Linked DNA regions of Homo sapiens: all the other regions are linked to region 1. The links are chromatin contacts, found by Hi-C or POLR2A ChIA-PET in ENCODE. All regions are on one chromosome and are shown on one strand. Each heading gives the region's core, a stretch centred on a gene start or an enhancer-like site at or near the end of the contact. The rest is flanking DNA. Distances are from core to core; before and after follow the strand shown. Region 1 holds the start of FUBP1 (far upstream element binding protein 1). Region 2 holds the start of SAMD13 (sterile alpha motif domain containing 13). Region 3 holds the start of BCL10 (BCL10 immune signaling adaptor). Region 4 holds the start of CTBS (chitobiase). Region 5 holds the start of CTH (cystathionine gamma-lyase).

The links. A loop is a pair of places that touch in the nucleus more often than their neighbours do. ChIA-PET counts read pairs that join two places held with the same protein, here RNA polymerase II (POLR2A). Pooled maps may share reads with other maps.
Region 2: a map of naive thymus-derived CD4-positive, alpha-beta T cell shows a loop between it and region 1 (26-fold over the local background). The contact joins the promoter of SAMD13 here to the promoter of FUBP1 in region 1. A Hi-C loop is called at or near these places in 1 of 168 maps with a recorded cell type or tissue (naive thymus-derived CD4-positive, alpha-beta T cell) and 4 of 50 pooled maps. POLR2A ChIA-PET finds 5 or more read pairs at or near these places in 2 of 52 experiments (T-cell and WTC11).
Region 3: a loop to region 1 is called in a pooled map, with 18 times the contacts of the local background. The contact joins the promoter of BCL10 here to the promoter of FUBP1 in region 1. A Hi-C loop is called at or near these places in 5 of 50 pooled maps. POLR2A ChIA-PET finds 5 or more read pairs at or near these places in 2 of 52 experiments (CD4-positive, alpha-beta memory T cell and activated T-cell).
Region 4: a map of CD4-positive, alpha-beta memory T cell shows a loop between it and region 1 (8-fold over the local background). The contact joins the promoter of CTBS here to the promoter of FUBP1 in region 1. A Hi-C loop is called at or near these places in 2 of 168 maps with a recorded cell type or tissue (CD4-positive, alpha-beta memory T cell and naive thymus-derived CD4-positive, alpha-beta T cell) and 7 of 50 pooled maps. POLR2A ChIA-PET finds 5 or more read pairs at or near these places in 1 of 52 experiments (CD4-positive, alpha-beta T cell).
Region 5: a pooled map shows a loop between it and region 1 (16-fold over the local background). The contact joins the promoter of CTH here to the promoter of FUBP1 in region 1. A Hi-C loop is called at or near these places in 1 of 37 single-sample maps with no recorded cell type and 9 of 50 pooled maps. POLR2A ChIA-PET finds 5 or more read pairs at or near these places in 1 of 52 experiments (CD4-positive, alpha-beta T cell).

What each region holds. Positions count from the first base shown.
Region 1 is chr1:77,976,411-77,981,904 of GRCh38, forward strand. It overlaps FUBP1 (far upstream element binding protein 1), which reads right to left and starts at 2,662. Exons shown (of 20, transcript NM_003902.5): 1 at 2,475-2,662. The coding sequence starts at 2,594. It also overlaps a transcript of DNAJB4 not described here. RefSeq lists enhancers at 2,226-2,275, 2,346-2,395, 2,406-2,465, 2,476-2,605, 2,916-3,065 and 1 more.
Region 2 is chr1:84,299,243-84,304,437 of GRCh38, forward strand. SAMD13 (sterile alpha motif domain containing 13) reads left to right here and starts at 2,466. Exons shown (of 4, transcript NM_001134663.2): 1 at 2,466-2,559; 2 at 3,961-4,045. The coding sequence starts at 3,993.
Region 3 is chr1:85,273,266-85,278,088 of GRCh38, forward strand. It overlaps BCL10 (BCL10 immune signaling adaptor), which reads right to left and starts at 3,367. Exons shown (of 3, transcript NM_003921.5): 1 at 3,031-3,367. The coding sequence starts at 3,087. BCL10-AS1 (BCL10 antisense RNA 1) reads left to right here and starts at 3,093. Exons shown (of 2, transcript NR_045484.1): 1 at 3,093-3,532; 2 at 4,376-4,823. RefSeq lists enhancers at 2,560-3,759, 2,965-3,667.
Region 4 is chr1:84,571,966-84,577,068 of GRCh38, forward strand. It overlaps CTBS (chitobiase), which reads right to left and starts at 2,475. Exons shown (of 7, transcript NM_004388.3): 1 at 2,274-2,475. The coding sequence starts at 2,450. RefSeq lists enhancers at 1,065-1,114, 1,828-1,927, 2,038-2,327 and a silencer at 2,488-2,607.
Region 5 is chr1:70,407,161-70,412,517 of GRCh38, forward strand. CTH (cystathionine gamma-lyase) reads left to right here and starts at 4,108. Exons shown (of 12, transcript NM_001902.6): 1 at 4,108-4,423. The coding sequence starts at 4,256. RefSeq lists an enhancer at 3,679-3,938 and a silencer at 3,999-4,148.

The DNA of each region.
Region 1 (5,494 bases), core at 1,412-3,911:
ATACAACAATAAATTTCACAATTTGCCAACAATTTCTATATTTTAAGAAGTATAAAGAAATTATGGCTTAGCCTAATAATAAAATCCAATTTTTTTTTTTTTGAGACAGGGTCTCGCTCTATGACCAGGCTGGAGTGCAGCAGCGTGATCTCCACTCACTGCAACCTCCACTTCCCAGGTTGAAGCGGTTCTTGTGCCTCAGCCTCCCAAGTAGCTAGGACTACAGGCACAGGCCACCAAGCCCGGCTACTTTTTGTATTTTTTGTAAAGATGGGGTTTCACCATGTTGGCCAGGCTGGTCTTAAACTCCGACTTCAAGTGATCTGCCTGCCTCAGCCTCCCAAAGTGCTGGGACTACAGGCGTGAGCCACCGTACCCGGCCTGAAATCCAATTTTTAATTAAAGCATTGCAACACAAGGTCTTCCAGTATCTGGATCCGCTTGTACCTTTCCTTGCCTCGTTTCACGTCCTCCCACCCCCATCTTCTAGCGACTTCACTTCTGGGTCCTTGCCATTCCCTCAAGTCCCCACACCTCTGCGCATGCTGCTTCTTTTCTTCACTGGCCAAACTCTCTTTCATTTTATAATGTCTTGCTCATATATCACCTTTACTTAGGAAATTGGGCATCCCCTCCTAACAAACTCTATAAACACTTATAAAGCAAGTGGATGAATTAAATATCCATATTTTGTCTGCTCTCGTTAAAGTATTAATCAGATAATCCTGTTCATCTGCATTTGGTCAAGGAACTATATCATAGCTTCTTAGTAGGAAACAATTCATGCATTAAAACAAACAAACGAAAAAAAACAAGGCCGGGCGCAGCGGCTCACGCCTGTAATCCCAGCTTTGGGAGGCCAAGACGGGCGGATCACGAGGTCAGGAGTTCGAGACCAGCCTGGCCAGCATGGTGAAACCCTGTCTCTACTGAAAACAAACAAACAAACAAAAAAAACACAAAAAATTAGCCGGGCATGGTGGCGGGCGCCTGTAATCCCAGCTACTCGGGAGGCTGAGGCAGGAGAATTGCTTGAAGCCGGGAGGCAGAGGTTGCAGTGGGACGAGATCGCACCACTGCACTCCAGTCTGGGCGACAGAGGGAGACTCCGTCTCAAACAAAACAAAACAAAACTCCAGTATCTACCTACAGTGTGCGATACCAATTAATCCAATGTGCTGGTTCTGGTAAAATAAAATAGTTGGTTCCAGTAAATAAAATAGTTCCCTTAAGTTTTACAAATCAATCTAATAAAACACGCTAAGAGTGTTTGTCATAGTTATATGCTTGTTGCTAAACATGTTCAGAATTTCTTAAATTACGTGGAAAAAACCGCAGAACTAATATTAATGATGACCTTTTGTTGACTACTCCTAGTATTTCTGGTTATAAAAAAGTACAGGTACATGTTTATAATGCGTTCACATTAGATGTGTTACAACGGATTTTATGAATTCTAATTTTGACTCAATGTTCCTTCAACTGTCCCGGTAAAAAGTTAACTAAGTGAACTCCTAATGCAACGAAAACACAGCACAACACTGGTTTCTAATTATCATTAGCTTAAAACTAGTAAAAAATGCCCAGCACCTAGTACAATATGCATAGTGTCACAGAGAATAGGATTCTTTTGCTTACATGCAAATCTATACCAACACCATACATTTTGAAATGTTAAATATATTAGGGGACTATCTAAGAATGTAAAGTTCAAATTAAGGTATCTTTTATTTTCCTGGAATACACGCACTATTTTAACAGCTTTCGTCTGGGAAAGTGGTGCCTTCAGGGCAAATGCACGCACTACGTAATACAAAGAGGTCTGGTCAGTTTACGACTCTGAACTGAGAGGCAGATTCAAATTGAAACCTCTGGTATAATGGGCCTGAGGCCATTTTGAGAAATAAGGGGGGCGGACTGGTGGAACAGACTGACACGTAAATCCCGCCCAGAAAAAGGCTGCTTTCAAGTCCCTTCCTTGTAGAGGTGTGACGGTGAATGGTACTGAAAGCGGTTTTAATTGCGAGAGAGAACGGAAATGAGCTGTAAAGGCTACTTTAATGATAAATCCCTTCCCTTGCTATGGCTCCAGGACAGACCCTAGTTCTTTCCCAAACTCATTACCAGAACCTTCCATTAAATTGTGTGAAACTAACTGCGCTTTATCCCCTGGAAGAGGATCTTTATCTAAACTAGCTCACTGGAGACACGCGAGTGCCGCAGAAGCGGGAGAAAGACTTCAGGCCTTCTTTGCGTAGCACGCGTCGGGGTTCTAAGTGGATTAGGCACCAAGAACACAAAACTGGGTTCTGGTCTCTAATCGTTATTACCAACATGGGGAAACGTGTCTCTTCACATTTCAGCCCGGAAGAACACCTCTTTCCTCTTCCTCATGCGCTTAAGGGTAGCGGCCTACTCAGTCAGCGGCCAATTACCGTGAGCTTTCGGGATTCCGCCGCGCGGTCCACACTTACCTGCCGGGCTCTCTGCAGTGCATCTTTGAAAGCGTCGTTAACTCCTCCACCACCACCGCCGCCACCACCGCCACCAGCTGAGCCAGAAGAGGGGGGAGGCACTGTTGAATAGTCTGCCATGGTTGCACTATAAGAGCCGCTGCCGCCTGTTCAGAGACTTCCTCTCAGCTAACAGCTAAGAAAGAAAGAAAATGGCGGCCGTCGAAGCTCTATTACATTCTTGCGCGACCATCGTGCCGTAAAGGGGCGGAGACTGAAGGAACAAAATCTCGCGATGTTTCCGAGGCAACGCGCTGGTGTGGGTTAGGGCTGAGAAAGAACGACAGGAACAGAGACGTCGCGAGGATTAAGTTTAAGACTTCGCGAGAACAGAATTTCTTTTGGCACCTCCTCTCCGCGCGTTCTTGGGGTGAGGCTGGGTAATTGTTCCTGCAGGGTGGTGGGTGATAGTGGCCAGTTGACTGCGACTGTGTTTGGGTGGTGGGAAGCCTGAAGAAAAGGTTGTTTCTTACCGGTCGCTGCCTCAGGGAGGTAGTGCGGTAGAATTTTCCGCTATGGGTCATTCTCGGTGTCCGCGGGGAAGGGCGTGACAACGACGGGCGTGACGGCGAAGCAACAGTGTCTCGAGAGCGCTGCCGCCCGGAGGGCGCCAGGAGAAGTGCGTCCGAGACGCCGCGCGGTGATGCTCCTGAAAACGTCTGCCCGGCGTAGCGGGAACCCAGCATGATTTTCAGGGTAGTAAAGTGTCCCTGTATTTTACTTACAGACTGTCCGATTTTTTAGTTTTATCACGAGGGTGGGTGTTGAATTCAGGCTGGAAGCCTGTTAGTTCTCGACCATATTTTAAGTTTTTTGTTTAAAATAATGTGGATGAGGCTCTAAAAGTATGACTGCCCTTTTCTTTATCCAAAAACGTGATTGTTCTTAAAGTTCAGTGTTAGCCAGATTTAATAACCTAGTATATGTATGTGTCCATGGCCATTTTTATTAAGGGTTTTTTTTTGTTTGTTTGTTTGTTTTGAGAGTCTCGCTCTGTTACCCAGGCTGGAGTGCAGTGGCGCGGTCTCGGCTCACTGCATCCTCCGCCTCCTGGGTTCAAGCGATTCTCCTGCCTCAGCCTCCCGAGTAGCTGGGACAACAGGCGCCTGCCACCACGTCTGGGCTAATTTTTTGCGTTTGTAGTAGAGACGGGGTTTCACCGTGTTAGCCAGGATGGTCTCGATCTCGTGACCTCGTGATCCACCCGCCTCGGCCTCCCAGAATGCTAGGATTATAGGCGCGAGGCACTGCGCCCGGCCTGTTAAGGTCTCTTAAGTTAAGAACAGCATTGTTTCTTGACCAAAATAGATTTTGTAGCTTCTTAGGCGTAGTTTCTCCCACCCCATCCTGTGGGTACTCAAATGTAAGATCATATTCTGAATTGTCATCACAGGACTAGGTATATATATATATATATGTGTGTGTGTGTGTGTGTGTGTGTGTGTGTGTGTAAATTGGTATTTTATGTTATGTACTTCAGTTACCAAGTAATGCCAGACATTTCTTCAGACCTTCTCCAACATATCGTGGCATGTAATTTACTGTGTTAATAGTAGTAAGCTCCAGGAATCGTGAGGATACTTTAGAAGTCTTACTCTTTATTATTGAGTATATCACAGTGACTTTTTTTTTCCAAAATTATTTGTTTAAATAACAAACAATGAGGTAAAATGAACTTTCTCGACTTTGTGGCATTTTGTCTTACTTGGTTAGGTCTAAAAAAATACTTTTTCAGCAGCTCTTAAGAGTAATTGTGAGAAATATATATATGCTGCATTCTTTCTGAAAACCTAAAAGTAATGTGTTCATTTGCTTAAGCACCAAAATAGCAGTTAATATGAATGTAGATACAGGTGAGCCATCATTTCCCTTTAATCAGCTTTTAAGGCAGTAGTATCCATTTATAGCTCTGATGATCTTTTTCAGTGTTCATGGCCATCCCTATAAATTTTGGTGGAATTTGCATTTGAAAAATCAGTGCACGTATGGGACTACAGATTTAATCATAATGTATAGAAAAACAGTAAAAGCAGTGTTGGGTGTGCGGCTAGGTAGAAATTTTCCAGTTGTATTTTGAAAATGTCTTGATTTTTTCATATTTTATTAATTAGGCAATACAATCAGATCTTTTGATCAATGTAATTTACCACAGTGCTATAATTTACCCTCAAAACAAATTTATGTATATCTCAATTTATTTTAGTTATCACTGAATATTGAAAATATGTAAGGACCTCAATTTTTTTTTTTTTTTTTTTTACATACTCGCTCTGTTGCCCAGGCTGGAGTGCAGTGGCACGATCTTGGCTCACTGAAACCTCAGCCTCCCAGGTTCAAGAGATTCTCCCACCTCAGCCTCTGGAGTAGCTGGGATCACAGGTGTGCACCACTATGCCTAATTTTTTTTTTTTTTGAGACGGACTCACCCTGTCACCCAGACTGGAGTGCAGTGGCATGATCTCGGCTCACTGTAACCTCTGCCTACTGGCTTCAAGCAGTTCTGCCTCAGCCTCCCGAGTAGCTGGGATGACAGGCACCCACCACTACGCCCAGCTGATTTTTGTATTTTTAGTAGAGACAGTGTTTCACCATGTTGGCCAGGCTGGTCTCGAACTCCTGACCTCATGATCCACCCTCTTTGGCCTCCCAAAGTGCTGGGATTACAGGCATGAGCCACCGCGCCCAGCCACAATAAAATTCTTGATAGCTTAATCTTTTGGAAAAATTAATGCTTGAGACAAAGGTTCTTTGTGAAAATATAAATAAACTGCTTTTTAGGATCTCTTCAGTGAAGCTGGGAGGAATATTTGGGGGGTTGCTAAGGTGTCATTCCAAACTTTTCAGTGTTCTTCAAATCTAATAAAAGAACAAACATCTTTAGTGTATTATACAAAAGGCCTCTTTGAATATTAATGGAGTATTTGTTTGGTCACTCCACACATTCATTGCCAGGATCTGTCCTTTGATTATGATCATGGGAG
Region 2 (5,195 bases), core at 1,216-3,715, 6.3 Mb after region 1:
ACGAATGCTGATCTAGAAAAGAAGCCAATCAAAGTCAACAGCTTCCCGCCCTTCCTAACCGCCTCCCCTCTCCCTATCTGAGCGCATTCCCAAGTGGGTCGACAGTTCTGCTCCAGAATACTGACACCAAAGTTATTTCAGCATATAATTTGGAGATTTCAGGATCTCTAAAGTTATTTCAGCATATCCCATAATGTGCTGGATCGGAAGGTCTTGTTTGGTTGCCTCTCCCCCTCACCCCCACACACCACATACACACACACCCCCACATACGTACCACACCCACACACAAAGTACACCACATAGTGCACACATCACACTCACATACTTTATGCTACATACTACACACACAACTTTTTATCAGCAGAGGATTGATGGCAAACAGTTTGTTGGAGGGAGTGTGTGAGTACTAGTGTATATATATATATATATATTTATTTATTTATTTATTTATATTCACAAGTGTCAGTTTACTACCAAAGTTAGAAACTAGCTGGTAAGTGAAACCTGTTGTCATAATTTAGAGTGTCTTTGTGGCTCACTTTTTATAAAACGGGATTAACTTCCTACAACACTTTCTGAAACTTTACTCTTGTGTAACAGGCAAACTTTTGATCACAGCAGGCCAGATGGGAGGGGATGTCCCTTTGTATATGCAGGAAGAGATGCTTGGAAAAACTTCACAGAATCCTTTCTCCTGTGGCTGTGTCTAAGGAAGAGCTGGGTGTAACTACAGTTTCTTTGCCTTTTCCCCGTCAAGAGTGGAGAGCTGAACATGCTTTTGTTCTGAGCAGCACTGTCAGGACAACCCCAGCTCCCCAAGACACAGAACTCCCAGTCCAACTCGCTTCCAATTTGGATTTACTGGGAGAATAGTTCAGGAATTTCAGATCAAGTCCAAAAGCGTTAAGGAATCTGTTAGTGAAAGAGCTCTTTATCTACATAAAAGTCCATCATTTTGAGATCAGCACTGGTGAAAGATCCACATGCCTGACCCATGCTCAAAAAATACTGCTCAAAAATATTTAATTGGTTCCTAGATTACTATTGTTTGCCTTTTCAAGGGAGCAATGGCAAATATTTGAAATCTTTCTTGGCACTGATCTTCAAGGAAGTCAAAAATTTCTAATATAATTCCTGGAATAAGTAAAGAACAAATTTTTTGACCTTGAAATTCAGGTTCCAAATTTAGATCAAAGGTAATCTCCTAATGTCCTAAAAGATTATTTTTAAAAAGGGAAGCAGGCAGCTTTTTCCTCAGATTCTACCTGAATTCTACAGGATATTACAGCAAGTGATAACTTTTTCCAGGATCTTTCTGGGGAACCTGTGTTCTGTGCCCTGTCTTGAGTGGTTTTGTTGACCATCTTGACCTAAAAGTGTCCAAATGTTGATTGATGTTTATTTCAATGAAGAGGCAACCATGTATGTTTTCTGTGTATGTGCAGAACATTAATGGGATGAGATTATTCTCCTGGAAAAGTGGTTTAAGCCAAGCAAGGGAACTGTGAGAATGACCAGGGTAACTTAAACAAAAGATCTTGCCCAGCCTCTCTGCTCCACCTCCCAGTTTTCTGATTTGGTATTTAGGATGATGGCGGGAGAGACTATGAATTTTGGGGTGGGCATAATGTCTTTCTATTCATATGTAACTAATATAGTACCGGGTACTCATAGATTGTAAGTGTTGGTTAAATTTCTTGAATTATGCTTTTTGTCCAACTGGGATAAACAGTTAAAATTAAACCTCCCAGAACTAATTGTTTTCGTTTTGTAGAATAAGGTTTTGTTTGTTTCAGTTTGAATTTTTGCTGGCTTCATTTGGCAGGATAAATGCCAAAATAAAAGAATGTGGGCGTTTTCAGGAGATCTGGTCATCTATTTTGCATCCTTTCCGAAATATGTTACTTCCTGCATAATGAAGTAAAAGGATTTGCTGCTGGGCAGTGCTTTCCTTATTCTCACAAAGAGATTACTTAAAAGCCAGCCCTGGGAACTTTGTCCATGAATCTCTATTAGGAAAAAAAGAGTAACATGGGACTGCAGCTTCCGAGTGTTCTCTGGTTATAGCCCATAAGCACTGGCTTCTCACTCTTATTTTTCCCTCTGGGGAGAAAAGGAAATAGTTTGAAACATGACATTCATGCTCAGAACAACAGCTAAGACCTATCATGCAGCAACAATGAAGGGGAGGGAGAAAATAAGAAGCTATTGAGACAGCTTGTTTTTCTTTGTACAAGACAGGTGCAGGGAGAATTCTGCAGGTTTTGGACTCCTTACTCATTTCTTGCACTAATTGTGCTGAAGGTAGTTAGCAAAAGTGAACAGGCACACTGTAGCTTTAAAAAGTCAGCCATGAACCAGAAGGCAGTTGGTGCAGCTTGTGTGTGATTCCTAACGTCATGTTGGCTGAGAGCCAGCCTGGTTTTATTTCACTGTGTCAAATTGTACCTCCTTATTGAATTCCTTTGCCAGCCTACTTTGTGAAAGAAAACATTGGGGTTTCTTTGGCTGTTCTTGATAAGCCTATAAAAAATGATATTTTTTAGTTGCTTATAGGTAGGTTTTCTTTTTACTCTTCCACAGAAAAGAAAATAATAGTAATAATAATAAGACAATGTAGTGTGGTGTTGCAGAGTATCATTGTGAGTGTTTTGTTTTGTTTTCTGAGATGCTTAGAAAATGGTGAATGTGTAACAGTTTCCAACTGAAGTGAAATCATATTCTGTTAGCATGGAGCAGCAGCACTATCTTCCTGTCTACTCTCTAACGGTGTGTGAATGTATGCTAATATCTATATATATATATTAAATGTTGGATTTCTCTATCAATGATCTAAGTGGTTTGCAGCTGGAAGTTTGTGTGTATGTGTGTGTTTCAGGAGTGAAAATTATCCCACACTTACAGTGTTATTTGTTAATCATCTACTTCTCTAACAGTGATAAAATCTTGCGAATATACTAAATGATGCACTTGCCATGTCAGAGTAATCCCTAGAGAAGGAGTGCCGAAGTATAAAGTGATTTGAGTGGAAATGTATTTAATTTATGGCTTCAGCTGAATAAGAGCAAACACGTTTCGGGACTGTTTCTTCCTTTTTTTTTTTTTTTTTTCTTAAAGCAGTTTTGTTCGTAGCTTTTTCATTTTGCTAATTGCATATTAATTGTGGAAGGCTTTTAATTTTCCACAGCCCTCATCCTACTAAACAAAAAGACAGAGTGATGGATGCTACAATATCTCCTTAAATGTTTTGATGATTTTTCATAAATCTAATGAGTTACCTACTCTTTCTTACACATACACACACACACACACACACACACACACACACACACCAGCACCACCTTTCTGTGCTAAGGGCTATCTGGCATTTTTTGTGAGCTTCCTGCTTTACCACAGCATGGCCATCTCACAGACGGGTTTTTGAGGCTTTCGTTGAGAATGTGAGGTAGGGGAATACTTGCTGACAAAAGCTTTAAGTGTCCTTCTGCATTGCAATGAAAAAATCTAGGAGCAAGGGGGAGTGGACAAAAAAAAAACCAAACACAATAAGAAAAAACAAATCAAAGCCCATAATGGGAGGGGGGCAGGAAAAGGGGGATTGTTTTTCTCTACTTTGACTCATTTATGAGTTGCAGTGTCTTAAGTGAGAGCTAGGCACCCAGAAGAAGCTGTGCCAGTTCACACAGCACTTGTTTTCAACGAGGATTCAATTTCATTTGCAAATGCTTATTGTCAAGGCAGGGAGTGCCAGTACAGATGAAAGCACCCCAATCCGTCTCCTCCAGTTCTTTAGGTTTAATCACATCTCTCCAATCGCCGAGGGAACTGGAGATTTAAACAAACATACGTGAACTGGTGTGAAGCTGTAAAAGGGACCATTATGTTTCCGATTCAGAATATATATTCTTCTCTCACTTTCTAAGAATTAAACACAAGCTTTTCTCCCTTATTGATTAGTTGCTGAAGTAAAGGAACCCTGCAGCCTTCCCATGCTATCTGTTGACATGGAAAACAAGGAAAATGGCTCTGTCGGTGTAAAAAAGTAAGTGAAGCTGGCTTCTGAGTTCTGCTTCTGCAAACAACAGAGGGACTTAGTTTCTATTTTCGTACTTCTTGCTTATCTACTACAATACACAGTTTGGGGGTCGCCTTGGTTTGTCTACACTGGCCAGCAGCCTCCCTTCTCCCCCCTACCCCAGTTACCTTTTTCTGTATTGCATTTCTAAGACAGAGATGACTCAGACATCAAAATATATATGAAAGGTTTGTGTATCAGGCTTTGGAACAAGGATGGTTGAGGATTTCAGCCCTGCATTCTGTATATTGAAACAAAAACTCCAAGCAGAGACTCTTCCATAGACAACACAGAATGGGGGCAGAAAATAGAGTTCAAATTTTTTTTTTGAAATACAATCACCTCTAACTCTGAAAACTAAGAGCTATAGTGCAGGAAGGGAAAAAGCTTCAGTAAGAATATAGTTTAACAACTCCTCCGTCCTAATTTTATGAACTGTTTAATGAATGTGAAACATTTCTGTGCATACATGGTGTTTATTTTAAAGTCTGTTCTCACATTTGAAACTTGTGTTTATATGTGTCATGTAAGAGTTATATATTTGATTATTTTAAATGGGAAAATTCAATTGCACATGTAACATAATATTTTGATATTTATGAGTATATGAAAAATGTATATTCTCACTTAGGAGTTATAGCAAAGCAATAAGTACTTTGATTACAAGGAGAAAGTGAGTTCCAAGAGGGAGTTATCTGTTTCATTTCTTTCCATATCATTTAGTTTAAAATTGCCGTCAACTTGAGCTTTGGAGGAAACTAATTAAATATAATCCATAGAAGCTGTGATATCTAAATGAGGAAACAGTGTGCTATATGTTTATGAATAGAAGGTATATTTTGCTTCACAGCAAAGTTACATTAAAACTAACTTAATAAAATCTGTTTTTTAAAGTTCTCGGGTAATTTATATATCAGTGCCATACTGCCATGCTGATTACCATCCCTAAAGTTTGGGGTAGGTAGGTGGAGGAGAAATGAAAGAAACAGATGCTGTTTTATGTGTGAGTTAGATCAGTGTTATCCAACAGTACTTTCAACAATGATGGAAATGTTCTGTATTTGTGCTGTCTAAAATGGTAGCCACTAGCCACATGTGGCTACGAAGAATATGAAAT
Region 3 (4,823 bases), core at 2,117-4,616, 7.3 Mb after region 1:
GCCAAATATTTTCAGTCTTCATTTCATTTTTCAGCTGCATAAACACAGTTGACTACTCCCTCCCTGAAACAAGAAAATTGTTACATGAATACCACACTCTCCTGGTTTTCTTCCCATCCCTGTGGATACAACTTTTCAATCATTTTCTTGTTGTTGTTGTTACCCTACTTTCAAGCTAACAATTCACTTTTTAAAATTCTTCTCTTTAAAGGGTTTTACACCATTTTTCTCTTCTAGCTCACAGCTTTCTAGGTAAAATCATTCAATTCCACACTTACATTTCTAGCTCAGATCTCTCTTCTGATCTTTGACTTTGCAGATGTAATTGCTGATCTGACATTTCCATGTACTAATCTAATTACATCCTCTTCCTCAACTCCCATGTTCAATCCATCACCAGGTCATATCATTTCTATTTCAAAAACTGCATCTGGAATTCTGCTCCATTCATCTCCACTGCCTTCACCCTGATCCAAATCACCATCCTCATTCATCTCTATAGATTCCAAGAGCCTGCTCACTGGCTTCCCTGTTCTTATTCTTGTTCTCCTCAGTCCATGAAACAGGCAGAGGGATCTTTAAACTATACAATTCTTCAACAAGTCCCTACTATACTTGGGGGGAAAAAAACCCCAGATACTTTACTAAAAGGCTCTTCATGAAAATGGCTCTAGCCCACCTTCCTAACTTCACTTCAGATTACCCTCTGCCTTCCTCCGATTTCCCCAAGTCACCAGGGTCTTGCCTATTTTAGGTCCTTGACAAATTCTATTCTGCCCAGAATGCTCTTCCCTCAGTTCTGTCAAATCTTTCAGGAATCAGTTTAAATATAACCTCTCCTGACCATCCTATCTCAAGTCGATTTCCCCTATTATTGTCTTGGCACTGTTTGATTCCTTCATAGTAATTGCAATAATGAAAACAAAATTTATTTATTTGTTTTAAACTAACGTCTCTGTTTGAAGCAGGCAGCTACGAGGTATGTTTTAGCCAACACTGTATATCCTGCACTTACTAGGGCACCAAGTAGTTAATGTTTCAGTTGAATGCAAAACTCACTGCACTTATTTTGTGATTTAAAACAATCCCCCTCAAGAAATTGAGCTCTTTTCAAGTTAGGATTGTGTTTTCATTTTTAATTTTTGAACTGTTAGAACCAACCACAGTATCAGCCTCACAGTAGCATGTAATCCATATTTATTAAACTGTACTAAATCCAACTAACACAATGAGGCAAATAACTAGATAGGAGGAGGGGGAGACACTAAAGAAGTGGGAGGTCCCAAGACAAAGGGTGGTAGCACACCATTCATCAAGAAAGGCAATACAGCAGCAACAGTAAGCAACTTTGGGAAAAGGATAGTAAAAGTTCAATATTTGACAAGGTGAGCAATCTGTAGGATATAAAAGTAGATTTCCAGTAGACATTTGGAAATAAGGACCTAGAGTGGAGAGAAAAGTCCAAATATGTGGATAATTTTAAAACTCTCTAAGATCAGAAGACATTTTGAAAATATCATGAAAAAAACCTCTAAGAAAAAAGCATGCACATAGTTTCTTTCATAGACCTTTTGAAACCCATCCATGGTTTCCTCAAGGTTATTTATTTCTGATATAGGCGTAAAATGAAATCCTGAAGACAGATAACATCAATGAATTGACAGAGAAGAACAAAGACCTGGAAGCCACTCTTCACATCTGTACTTGTATACAGATCTTATTTCCTTCCACTTGTAATTTCTCAGTTCCTGTTTTATTAGCTGTAAAATGGGAATGGCAATTATCTTCTTTAGAGGTTGTTGCGAAGGTTAAGTGGGAACATTGTAAACTGTGTGACACAGCATCTGGAACATAGGAGGCCTAGCTCTTGGAAGTTCAAGGTTTTACTGGCACTCACCATGAATAAGACAACATTTATTCTACAGTAGTTATTTATGTTCCATTCTTATCTCAACTAGAATGTAAAGCAGGAAACTGATCTTCATTTTTTTGTATCCTTCCAGACCCAAGGCCAGTGCTTTCCATATAGCAAGTGCTCCATAAATCTCTGTTGAATGAGGAAACTAAGCACAACTCCCAGTCATATCCAGTTTCCTTCTGCTGGTGAGTCACACCAATTGTGAGTACAGTGTAATAAACCTTACAGGGAAGAGGAAGGGATTTGAAGTGGATGAACATTTAAAAAGTTGCCATCCTGTCCAGTTCATCAAAATGACTTTGTAAAAGTACTGCAGTGTTCAATAAGAACACGTTTCATGTTGAGTTTCTGTTTTTCATTTGACTTCAGATAAAGTATTTTAGTGATACTCATATAGGTCTCATCTGACAAAACAAGTAAACGCAAAGGAAAAAGAATGTCATATCTCAACAAAGCCATTCGTTACGAATAAATATGAAGGTTTATGTGGTTCTGCACCATCCGAGAAGAGCATAATTTAGCTACTGAATATTTTCGACGTTTACCTGTACATTAATTCTCAGCTACGTGTATTCACTCCCCCAACCCCAATTTAAATATGTGGGCGTCTGCTTACTAGGGGAATTCCAGGTTGTGCTTTCAGCTGTTGAGCTTCCTCAAGCCCCCTTATGCAAAAGAGCTTCACATTTTTGGTCCACTGCTTGGGATCCTTCACCTGGTACAGCCTTCGCTCTAGGCTGAGTGAGCAGCCTAGGCAGCCTGACTTAAGGATGAATCTGAGCCGCCAGTCCCTAACGAAGCATCTCCAAGAACCCAGTTGGGGGGAAAGCATGAGGAGATGGGTGAGGAGTGGGCAAGAATCAAAACACCACTTGGCAACAAAGCCCAAGCTCTGCGTTTAGCGATGTAAAACCTGGATTGACAGATCACTGGAGGATCACTGCCACCAAGGTCCCTCGGATGCAGGGCTCGCCACAGTCCTCCTGTGCTAGGACTTTCCGCTCCTCCGACCTGGAGGATCCTCCTTGTCCTCGGACTCCAGGCTTCCGCTTTCGTCTCCCGCTGGGCTGCAGCCCGCCCCCGCCCGCCCTGGGCACAGCTGCGTTACTCACGTCCTTCTTCACTTCAGTGAGGTCCTCCTCGGTGAGGGACGGTGCGGTGGGCTCCATGGTGGAGGCGGGAGATGGCGCTTCTTCCGGGTCCGGGAGCTCGGGCTGCGCCGCCCCGCCCTGGCTGGGGGCTTCGGCCTCCGGGTAATGGGGAAGAAGGAGAGGAGGCGGAGCGGGTCGGGAGAAAGACGGCCGCCCCTTCGGGAACAGAGGGACTCGGGGGTCAAACCGTAGCGCTTCCGGCCCCGCCTCTGAGGTCGACGGCGACGCGAATCTACGCGACGCGACGCGGAGCTCGGAGCAGCGTTCCTTCCCTCTCGTAGAGGCTCAGGCGCAGGCACCGCCCCACGGCGAGGCGCGTCGCTTAGCAGAGCCCGCCCTGTCTCTGCGGCAGCCTATCGACGCCAGCCCGCGGGCCGATCCTGTTCCCGCCCCCGACCGGAGCCTTTCGGGTGGCTCCGCCCACAGCGGGCGTTTCCTCAAGCCACGCCTGCGCAGGTCGTCGGTAAGTGGCCCGGGTTAGCTTCCTCATAAGGCATCGTTTCCGTGGGTGGGGTCCGTCAGTGCCCAGGCAGCTGGCACTCTCAGCCTTTGCTGCCTGCTCACTTCGGGGGAGTCCGGTCTGGGCTTGTCAGTACCTTGGGTTCCTCCCCTTTTCCCAGACCCTGCCCTACAATTTCCTGTTGTTACGTTTGCCAGTTACTGTTTTGGTCACACACAAACGCACTCATACACACATACACATGCATACACACAAACAGCCTAACTACAATACTAAACAAATTTTTGAAAGAAAAAAAGAAACCACCTACAATCCCACCACTTTAACACCTCATTTAACGTTTGCATACTTTTTGGTCACTGTTCATTATAAACATAGCTTTTCCTCATTAGTTAATCTGTGTAATGGAGATAGATATGCTTACCTTTTAGGGCTGCCGGGATCATATGTAAAGTTCTTAAAGGTAGTTGGGCACACAGTATGCACTCAACTGATTATTTATTTATTTATTGAGACAGGATCTCACTCTGTCGCCCAGGCTGGAGTGCAGTGGTGCGATTCTCGGCTCACTGCAGCTTCCACCTCCAGGGCTCAGGCGATCCTTCCACCTCAGCCACCAAGCAGCTGGGAGTCCAGCTAGTTTTTTTGTATTTTTTATAGAGATGGAGTTTCGCCATGTTGCCCAGGCTGGTCTCAAACTCCTGGGCTCAAGCCATCCACCCGCCTCGGCTTCCCAAAGTGCAGGGACTACAGGCATGAGCCACCCAGCTCATCCTACTCAAACATTTATTGAGTCCTTACTAATATGTTCTAGGCAACTTATACTATGAGTCCTCCATTTTATAGGGGGAGACTGATGAAGAGACGACTATCCCCAGACCGTATTTTAACTACTATGGCGCTGTGTAAGAAGCAACCTGAGAAGTGTGGATGAAAAGCTACAGGTAGAGCCCTGGGCCCAAGACGGTGGCTTGGACAACATGCTAAATAAACTATAAACTAGATGGTATTTGAAGCTACGAGAGTAGATAAAAATGACAGGAGGACCAAGGAGAAACTTGGGAACGCCAATGTTTAAGAAACGGGAAAGCAAAAAAAAAAAAAAACACACACAAAAAAACAATGTAACCAGAGCCACAAAAACCAGAATCACAGCAAGGGATTCTGATGTTTACATTATGTCCTGTTTCCATGTTGACACATTACACAAGGACAGTTTTTTTCTAATTGCTTAATTTTTCATCATCTTCCATCCGATTTACTGAACCATCCTTAACTTTAGGATGAATCCTTT
Region 4 (5,103 bases), core at 1,225-3,724, 6.6 Mb after region 1:
TAGGTAGAGCACAGAAATCCTGCAAGTATGTGGAACTGGATAAAACCTTTAAAGTCGGTAGTGGAAAGATTAAGTAGGACTTCCAAGACCACTGAAGATGTTGTATTTTATCTTGGGATCAGTGGGAATCAATTAGAGTTTTAATTCAGGGGATATGCATTACAAAAGAGATCACTGGGTCCTTGTGAGGGGAATGAATGAGGGAGAGACAGTGGGGATAGCAGCTGTAAAAGTTAAACCAGGCATTTCTTAATTTTTTTTAATTTTTTTTAACTTTTCAGAATTAATTATGCATAACTCATTTTTTCTGCTAAGCAATTGCCTACTGAAATAATAAAAATTCATAATGTGAAATTAAGTGGCCCATTGTTTTCTGACTCATATTTCTATCAAAACTTCTATTTTAGTTCTGATAATTAAGATTCTATTTGTTTAAAAAATACTAAGAGCCTGTGATATAACAGATATCCTTAAAAAAAAAAAAAGCTGGGTGAACTAATTGAAAATATAAGGGGAAAATGCCATGTAGTCTAGTTTTTGTGTTTGAAAAACATAGAAAACGCCAGTAGAGAAAAAGACCATTTACCATGAAGATACAAATAAGCATAATTTTGCTTCTTTGAATAGTTGGTTTTCAAAGTGCCCACAGATATTGCCTAACCCACTAAGTATTGGGTACTACAGTAAATCTTTCAGGTTTTTTTTTTTTCTCTTTTTTGAGACATAGTCTTGCTCTGTCGCCCAGGCTGGAGTGCAGTGGCGTGATCTTGGCTAACTGCAACCTTCCGCCTCCCGCTCCGCCTCCCAGGTTCAAGCGGTTCTCCTGCCTCAGCCTCCCAAGTAGTTCGGATTACATGTGCCCGCCACCACGCCCAGCTAATTTTTGTATTTTTAGTAGAGACGGGGTTTCACCATGTTGGCCAGGCTGTTCTCGAATTCCTGACCTCAAGTGATCCACCCACCTTGGCCTCACAAAGTGCTTCTCAATCTCAAAAAGAGATTGAGAAAATTAAGAAATGTCTGGTTGAACTTTTACAGCTACTGTCCCCACTGCCTCTACCACCGCGCTGGGCCTCAGATTGTATAAAACATTTTAATTGGGAGGCCATTATGCTGAAACAGCTCCAACTGCCTTGGATTTCCTGCTTAAGCAAACTCCAGCCCAAGGTCAACAGTGAAAGGAAACTTAAGCTTAACCTATCAGAAACTGCCAACTAACCTCTAACTAGTAATTTTCCACCAAGTCATAGCTAAATAAGGCAAACAGTCATAGCCAACCAAGTAATTATTTTCCTTTGCTTCCCTGTTCGGCCTATAAAAGCCCATGCTACTAAAGCAGACCTCTCTGAACCCCTTCTGGTTTAAGTACTGCCGATTCATAAGTTGTTCTTTGCTCAAATAAAAAAGGTTATCCTACTTTGTCTGAAGTCTTTCTTTTAATAAGATGTTAGGTTTCCACACTAGGCAGGTTCTCCATAAACACTTTCACCATTTTTATTTCTTCTCCTAAGTCATGTATATATACTTTTTTACTGGCATCTAAGTGTTCTGCCTCAGATTAATGTACTAGATTAAGAACTAGGAATCATGCCTATTTCTACAAAAGAATCGTTCTTTGAATTAAGCCTTTGGACCTTCCTGATGTCATCCAATTCCTGCTTTCAGTCATCGAAGTGGGCAGTCAGGTGGTTTTAATATTGCTCCAGAAGGTGTTTGATTAAAGTTGCCAGAAGCCTTACAAATTGTTATGTAGATAGAAGGAAAATGTACTGAAAGCTATTTTTTTTACCACTCTTCATGGGTGGTTTTGAGGTACTTTAAAGGAAAGGGCTAGCAGGTATAGAAAACTAAAGGTAAGCAAAATACTCTGCATTCTAATGTACTGTTGGAGTGCTGAGATTCTTTCAAACGAAATCCTCGTTCCTTGGAAACATAAATGGATTATCCTACCTTGTTTGCTTTTTACACCCAGAGTGCTTCCGCAGAGGCACAGCAGGGGAATGAAAGGAGCTTGCCTTAGGAGGCAGATCTGGTTTGAACTCTCGCCTGCCTACGCAGGCACTTACAGGCTGTGAGGCCTGAGGAGTTACTCAACTTCTCTGAGCCCGAGCTTCCTCATCTATAAATTGAAGGATCCGTAAACAGGAAGGCCCTCATCGAGTGGTCAAAGCTGGTTTCGGCGCCCACGGCACCTCTCCTTAGGGCTCCGTTCTACCCTAACTTCTCTTCGTGCCCTGAAGCCCAGACCTAGAGGAGCAGAGGAAGGCGCTGACCTCGAAATCTGGATGGTGGCGAATCGGGCGGCAGAGCTCAGGCTCCGGGCATGGGCAGTCGGTCCCGGCCGCGAGCCGCAGCGCCAGCAGCGCCAGCAGCGCCAGCAGCGCTAGACCCGGGACGCCGCTCGGCGGGCTAGAGACGAGGCGCCAGCGTCGAAGCTGCGGCCGGGACATAGCAGCAGGTCTAGCGGGCCGGAGTGGGTTCCTACCGCCTGGGTGGGCGGGGCCTGCTGCGCGTCGGGGCAGGAAGGGGCGGGGAGAGTCGGGAAGGGCGGGGAGGGGCGGGAGGGGCGGGGCTCCGGGGCGGGCGTGGGAGGTCGGGCTTCGAGCGTCCCCGGGCGCTACAGGTGGGTGAAGTTAAGTGGCTGCTGGAGCGTCTCGGGGGACAGCCAGTGTCTGCGGCGCCGAGAGGGCCGTTCGTGGACTCAAATGGGTATCACCCCTACCGTTTATAGTCCTCCCAATAGTCTGCATCTCGTTTTGTCGTGGCTGGTCGTGTACTCCTTGTGGAGTCTGAAGGTACAAGGGGATCCCCAAAATGGAGAAGTGGGTGTCTTTGGAAGGGCCTACTGAGTAACATGGTTGGAGTGGCCAAAAGACTTTGTTTTTCTTTTGCTACTCAAAAGAAAGCTGGAATACCAAAAATTTTTACTTACGGATATCAGGTCTTAGTTAAGATCGTGGTTTGAATTCAAGCATCTAATTTTGCCTACTCTCCTGTTAAAAATCAAGTTTAACAACCTAAACACAAGGACAAAGAGATAACAGCAACAAAATGTTGGAAGCTGGAGAGCACAAGTATGAGTATGAGAGGTAAATCGGAAAAGGGGGAGATTAGTCAAAGGCTGCTCAAGGACTCTGATCGCTAGATCCTTTTTCCAGCTTCATGTCTCTGGGCAGCTGCCCCTCTTTCCCACCACGGGCTCCCACCCCGGCTGAATTCCCTGAAGGGGATAAATTCTCTGCTGAGTGGGTATTCCACCTAAAACGGAGAATAAGTGGCTTTATGCCTACTGAAAACTGAAACCCCTCGCTATCTGATTAACCTAAGAGGCTGAGCAAAGATACTGACATCGGGTTTTCTGGACAAATCATACACCCAGATCACCCTACAGTGAAATTCAAAGTTAAAAGCACCAGCTATCTACTTGGAGCTTCCTCTCTTTGTACTTTTTAATTTTTACTTTTAATCATGGACAGCAACCAAAAAAATCCAATAATGTAGAAAGAAGGGACCCAAACAACAGACAAAGGAATATGGAGGAAGCAGATGCTGCAGGGAGAACACTTTTAAAAATTCTCATAATAGCCCCAGAAAAATAAGAGAAGATGAAGCCACAACAGGGTGCAATAAAAGGGGTAGGGGATTTTTAAAAGTTAATAGAAATAAGAAAGAAGTGAAAAAACTATTAGTAGAAGATAACACTGAGGAATGTAGAGCAAAAACTCTGAAAGATAAGAAAATTGGAAAACGCAGTACAGAGGGGATGAAATAAATAATTCTTAAAGGTGCTTGAGAAGCAGCGTAGTACAAATAAGAAGAAATAAGTAATTTGGGCTGGGCACAGTGGTTCATGCTTGTAATCCCGGCACTGTGGGAGGCCGAGGTGGGCAGATCACTTGAGCTCAGGAGTTTGAGACCAGCCTGGCCAACATTGTGAAACCCCATCTCTACTAAAAATACAAAAATTATCTGGGCATGGTGGCAGACACCTGTAATCCCAGCTACTCGGAAGGCTGAGGCAGGAGAATCGCTTGAACCTGGGAGGTGGAGGTTGCAGAGATCACACCACTGCACTCCAGCCTCAGCAACAGAGTGAGACTCTGTCTCCAAAAAAAAAAAAAAAAAAGAAAAGAAAAGAAATAAGTAATTATCAAGGCTCCAGGACTGAAGAACACGCGTTTTCAGAATGAAAAGCTAGGCCAGGCACTGTGGCTCACACCTGCAATTGCATAACTTTGGCAGGCCAAGGCAGGAGGATTACTTGAGGGCAGGAGTTTGAGACCAGCCTGGGGAACATAGACCCTGTCTCTACAAAAAATAAAAAGCAAAAAATTAGCCCTGTGTGCCAGTGCGGTGGTAAAAGCTTGTAGTCCCAGCTGCTCGGGAGGCTGAGATGAGAGGATTGCTTGAAGCCGGGAGGTTGAGGCTGAAGTGAACTATGATCATGCCACTGCACTCCAGCCTGGGTGACAAAACAAGATCCTGTCTCAAAAAAAAAAAAAGTACAATTGAACCTCCATAACCAGAGGTTCCACATCCATGGTTTTAACCAATGTCAGATAACAGTATTTAAAAATAACAAATAATACAGCAATTTAAAAATGCAAATAAAAATACGGCAAGAGCACTGTCAACATAGCATTACATCGTATTATTATAATTAATCTAGAGATTATTTGAAGTACAGGAGGATGTGCATAGATTATGCCATTTTATATAAGGGACTTGAGCATCCATGGATTTTGGTATCTGGGAGTCCTGGAACCAATCCCTCATGATACTGAAATGTAACTATGTTTTTAACATGAATGGTTGCACTGAATCAAGTTTTCAAGGAAAAGAGCCTTCTGACTCATAGAATCAGACTGTATTCTGTGACACAGAAGAAAACACATATCTACCTGTGTTAGGGATCCCTAAGATCACCTCCAGGTTCAGTGATGCACTAAAAGAACTCATAGGACTCAGTTGTACTCACAGTTAAGATTTATTACAGCAGAAGAATATGAAGCAAAAGAGCAAAGGGAAAAAGTGCACAGGAAGAAGACAGGAGGAGGCCAAGCACAAGCATCACGTTGTAACATGTGTGAAGGGCTGTCTGCC
Region 5 (5,357 bases), core at 2,858-5,357, 7.6 Mb before region 1:
TGCTTAACTGCTATGTCTGAGTTGTTATTTATATTATGTTTTTCAGTCATATTTGACTCCTTTTACATCATTGTGGAATGCATCCAAATGATTTTGGGATTACTTCTTCATCTTAAATGTCTGAAGCTGTACTCAATTCTCAGCCTAGATACTCGCTATATTAATATGAGTATGTCGCTTATCTTCTTTGTATCTATCACTAAAAGAAAGCAATTGTGCTAGAAATTTGCTCTCCAGTGTCTCTTGATATTAACTTTAATAATTCCATCAACAATATCTAGACCTTTTTATTCTCAAGACATATAATTTTCAATTATGCCATATCAAAACATAATTGATATGATTGCATAATATCTTTTTGTTACTATTTTAAAAAATTGTTTCCACCAGGAAGTGAAGGTAGGTGTCATAAGTGCTATCTGGCTTGGTGCAGTGGCTCATGCCTGTAATCCTAGCACTTTGGGAGGCCAAGGCAGGTAGATCGCTTGAGCTCAGGAGTTCAAGACCAGCCTGGGCAAGATGGTAAAACTTCATCTCTACAAAAAAAACCCACAAAAAATTAGCCTGGCATGGTGGCGCATGCCTGTAGTCTCAGCTACTTGTGGGGCTGAGGTGGGAGGATCACTTGAACCTGGGAGGCAGAGGTTTCAATGAGAGCCAAGATGGCACCACTGCACTCCAGCCTGGGGAAGACTGAGACCTTGTCTCAAAAAAAAAAAAAAAAAAGTGCTATCTGACAGGCTTTGGCCCATTGTAGTAATCTACAAGTCTACCAAATTTAGATCTTATATTGTAATATCTTCTTTCCCCTGATCCCCAAATTCCCTTCATAATTCTCATTATTTCATTGACAAAAGCCCAAGGATGAACAAATTGTTTTCTTTTGAGGTAAAACAAAACAGATCTAATAATTGCGTATGTTTATGCTTGATAATAATAATAATATATTTTATGAACATCCCTCCCAAGTCCCGATTGCACTGTTTTGATATTCAGTCACGGTATCTTTATTCATAGCCTGCCTTTAATGAGAATAGTAGAGGTCTTTGTGCATAAACACAAGAAGTACAGTGCTATTTTCATAGTGTTTAAGAAGTACTTATTATAAAATAATGTACTCTGTGTTTTATAAAAGGATCAAACAGTAAAGAAATATAAAAAATGAGAAGTTTCCCATTTCCTCTAAAATATCTGCTTTTGCTGAATCTCCTTCCCAAGAAGAATTAATAATTCTTCTGTAAGTGTTATGATATTTTGTTGTATGCAACATAATTTATATGAAAAATTAGCACACACCTCAAACTATATACCATTTATTGGATTTAAAGTGGCTATCATTTAATCATTTAAAAAGCTTTTTTTCTAAATACAGTTGTCTTTCTAAAATGTTTAAATTAGGGTTTTTGGTAGTATTATTATTGTTGAAAAGGTAATATGTGCCCATGATATAAAACTTGAACACAAAAGAGAATAAAATGTAAAGAAAATCACCTTTCCACTGCAGATCCATAGTCTCTATGACCAGAAGGATTTTTATACATATGAAATCATAAATATCTGTCTGAAAATAATGCAACATAGTATATATTCTTTTGAAAAAGTGGAAGCATGATGTATACGTTACTTTGCTTTGCTGTCTTAGATATTAGAGATCAATAGGCCAGGTGTGGTGGCTCATGCCTGTAATACCAGCACTTTGGGAGGCCAAGGCTGGTGGATCACTTGAGGCAAGGAGTTCGAGGCCAGCCTGGCCAACATGGTGAAACCCATCTCTACTAAAAATACAAAAATTAGCCAGACATGGTGGCTGCATCTGTAGTCCCAGCTACTTGGGAGGCTGAGGCAGAAGAATCTCTTGAAACCTGGAGGCAGAGGTTGCAGTGATTCGAAATGGCACCACTGCACTCCAGCCTGGGTAACAGAGCGAGACTCTGACATACCAGCACATCTCAATCTCTTCCTGCTTCTTGGCCATACTGTAGCCATCACAGAGTAGTATCATAACCAGTTAACCAGTCTTTTAAGAATGAATAATTAAGCCATTTTTCACTCTTTTGCTATTAAAAATAGTAACGTAGGTTTAAAAAGCATCCTTGCTCATCTCTGTACACATATTAAGAATATATCTAAAGGATAAATTCCTGCAAGTAAAATTTTCTACAAAAGAAATTGCTGAGTCATAGAAAGGGGATATTTTAAATCCTTGATACATATTAAGCTGCATCCAATAAAGTTTTCTCAGTTTAAGAGAGTAAAAAAGGCCTGATTTATAGCATTTGTATTGGGTGCTATCTTTTTTTTTTTTTTTTTTGAGATGGAGTCTCACTCTGTGGCCCAGGCTGTAGTGCAGTGACATGATCTCGGCTCACTGCAACCTCCGCCTCCTGGGTTCAAGCGATTCTCCTGTCTCAGGCTCCCAAGGAGCTGGGATTACAGGTGTGCACCACTACGCCCAGCTAAGTTTTGTGTTTTTTGTAGAGATGGGGTTTCACCCTGCTGGCCAGGCTGGTCTCGAACTCTTGACTTCAGGTGATTCGCCCACCTCGGCCTCCCAAAGTGCTGGGATTAATAGGCGTTAGCCAATGCACCCAGCCTAGTGCTGTCTTCTGAATGATTCTTTATTACAGTACACTAAATAAAATGTCTGTATTTATGCAACTCAGGGTTTGTCAGCAAATATTAGGAGGTAAAACTAATTGGAACTGTTTTAGACCCTTTTGGCCCCTAAATGCCATATCATATTACACAAAAATACCCACCTATAGTTATACATAAATATTGAGGTGAGTTGCAGTTGATGTTATATTTTTAAAAGAAAAATATTAATTAAATATGTATTAATATACATTAGTGTTTTGAAGTCTATCCATTTTTTCCCCCAGCCATACAAAGTTTGGTAGGATTCTAAAAGCTTGTAGGCCCTCAAGCACCACTCCTCTAGTGCTTAATGGGTTAAATGTCCCTAAAGCTAATTTGAAAAGCAAATTGCCTCATTCTTTCTCTTCATATCTTTCTTTCAAACTGTAAATTTTAAGAGCTGTTTATTCCTTATTCTCCTTGTTCTTAATTTGTTTAATAAAGTTTTAGATCTTTAGCGAATATTTTGCAACAACAGAAATATCCCCAAATTTCCTGGTGCTAGAAAACAGCCACAATAGTAAGTAGGTCAAGTCTGTATTGCTTAGGGAACAGGGAGATTTTTGTTTTAAAGCAGTGATTCTTCTGAGAGTAGGGCTCTGGGCGCAGGTGAGTGGTAAACAATCCTTTTTCCTGCAGGGATGTTGCTGTTGTGTAAAAGCAAAAGCATTTTGTGTAAGGATGTTAGGCTCCAGTAAGTATTTCAAAGCCACATTATCTTTCTCATTAGGGGGAGTTTCTCTCTGTACTTTAAAAGAAGATAATGATGCTTGAAAAAGCTCAAGATTGACTAACTTTTAGGAAGCTGCCAGAGTTGTGCATAGACGTCCTCACTACAGTAGCTTCGTTATGTCTTACGAACAATTTAACCTTCACTTCTAGTCATCGTTTCGTCATCGTAAGCACTGGGTCATTACAGAGTTCAGTGTACCTAAAACGCAAGCTGTGACTGATGAGAATCCAAGCTGCAAACTGGGCGGCTTGGGCAACTGTTTTCTTAACCACCCTCCACGTTGTGGCTTACGTCTTTTAGCACCGCCCTCAGGGCAAAGGATGGTGGTCAGAGGTAACTACCACAGTAAAAGAAGGCTATTTATGTGGTCTGTTTACAGTTACCCGGTTTCAACACTAAGCCAGCTTTCCGCCACGTCTCGGGCGAACCTCCGGCCTGAGGTCACAGAGACGCCCGGGTGGCTCTCAGGAGCCAGCATGGCAGCCTCCTCAGGACGGGTACTCAGGAATTTCGCCCGCAGGGACTAACACCACTTGGACCCAGGGACTCCAGCTTCACTCCGCTTTGTGCACTGGGTGGGGCGGTCGCGGTGACGTTTCAGGCAACGCCTCTGCTGTCAGCCAATAAGGAGCGGGAGACGCGTCGGGCCTGCGCTCAATGGGCCGCGCTGGTCCCGCCCCACTGTGATCGTGAGACTGCAGACCCGCTAATAAAATCCACCCCAACAATCGCTGTGTGCCGCTTTAGTGCGCTCGCCGTCGGCTCTACCTGCGTGCTTTAGCTCCTTCTCGCCTGATCCTTCTGTCTCTCCCAACCCCGGACACCCGGCTTCGACTGGTTATATCTTCGGTGTTCTTTTCCTCTCTTCTTCTTTCGCGGTTCAGCATGCAGGAAAAAGACGCCTCCTCACAAGGTTTCCTGCCACACTTCCAACATTTCGCCACGCAGGCGATCCATGTGGGCCAGGATCCAGAGCAATGGACCTCCAGGGCTGTAGTGCCCCCCATCTCACTGTCCACCACGTTCAAGCAAGGGGCGCCTGGCCAGCACTCGGTGAGCTGGGTCTGTCTGGGGCTGTCCACAGTTGGGCGGTAAAAGAGATACGGCTTATGAATTTGAAAGGCATGTAAGTAATTTATAATATGACTTATAAATTAGGAAGGCAACCGAAAGATGTTTCTACACTGTAATTCTTGCAGCACAGCTTTGTATCGGATGGTCCAGTGATCGTATTTCTTTTGATAAGCAGGACTGGAAGGAGCCGTTTGTCCAGCTTGCCATTTAGATTTGGCCTGAAATTCAGGTGATTTTGACAAATTTGCAATTAAAAATCGAAGGTCATAACTTTTTTGAGTTACCTTTAGCAGCATAAATTTTAAAGATGTAGTACGGAGTCAGCTTAAAAAATATTAAGGGTCTGATAACTTGACTAGAATTAAGATTGTTTCCAGTAGCTGTATGAATAGTTATTGAGTACCTACTATATGCCAAATACGTGCTCGTATATATCATGTGTATTACATGTATTGTCTCATCTAATCCTAACAACAACCCTAGTCTGAACCGAATTCTCATTTTTTCCCAATAAAGAAGCTGAGATTTAGGGAGTTAAGTAACTAGCCTTAGACTAGTAAGTATTGGAGATGGAATTCAAACTTTAGAAACTTGAGGTTGCTTTAGGAACCAACTCCTAGGCACTCAGCTACACTATGCTATCTCTAATAATGCTAGTAACAATTTAGCCTATTGCGTCATTTAAGCACTGTGGCTTAGTGATTAAGAACACAACTCATGACCGGGTGCAGTGGCTTACGCCTGTAATCCCAGCACTTTGGGAGGCTGAGGCGGGTGGATCACCTGAGGACAGGAGTTCGAGCCCAGCCTGGCCAACATGGTGAAACCCCATCTCTACTAAAAATAAATAAATTAGCTGGGCATGGTGGCGGGTAATCTCAGCTACTCGGGAAGCTGAGGCAGGAGAATCGCT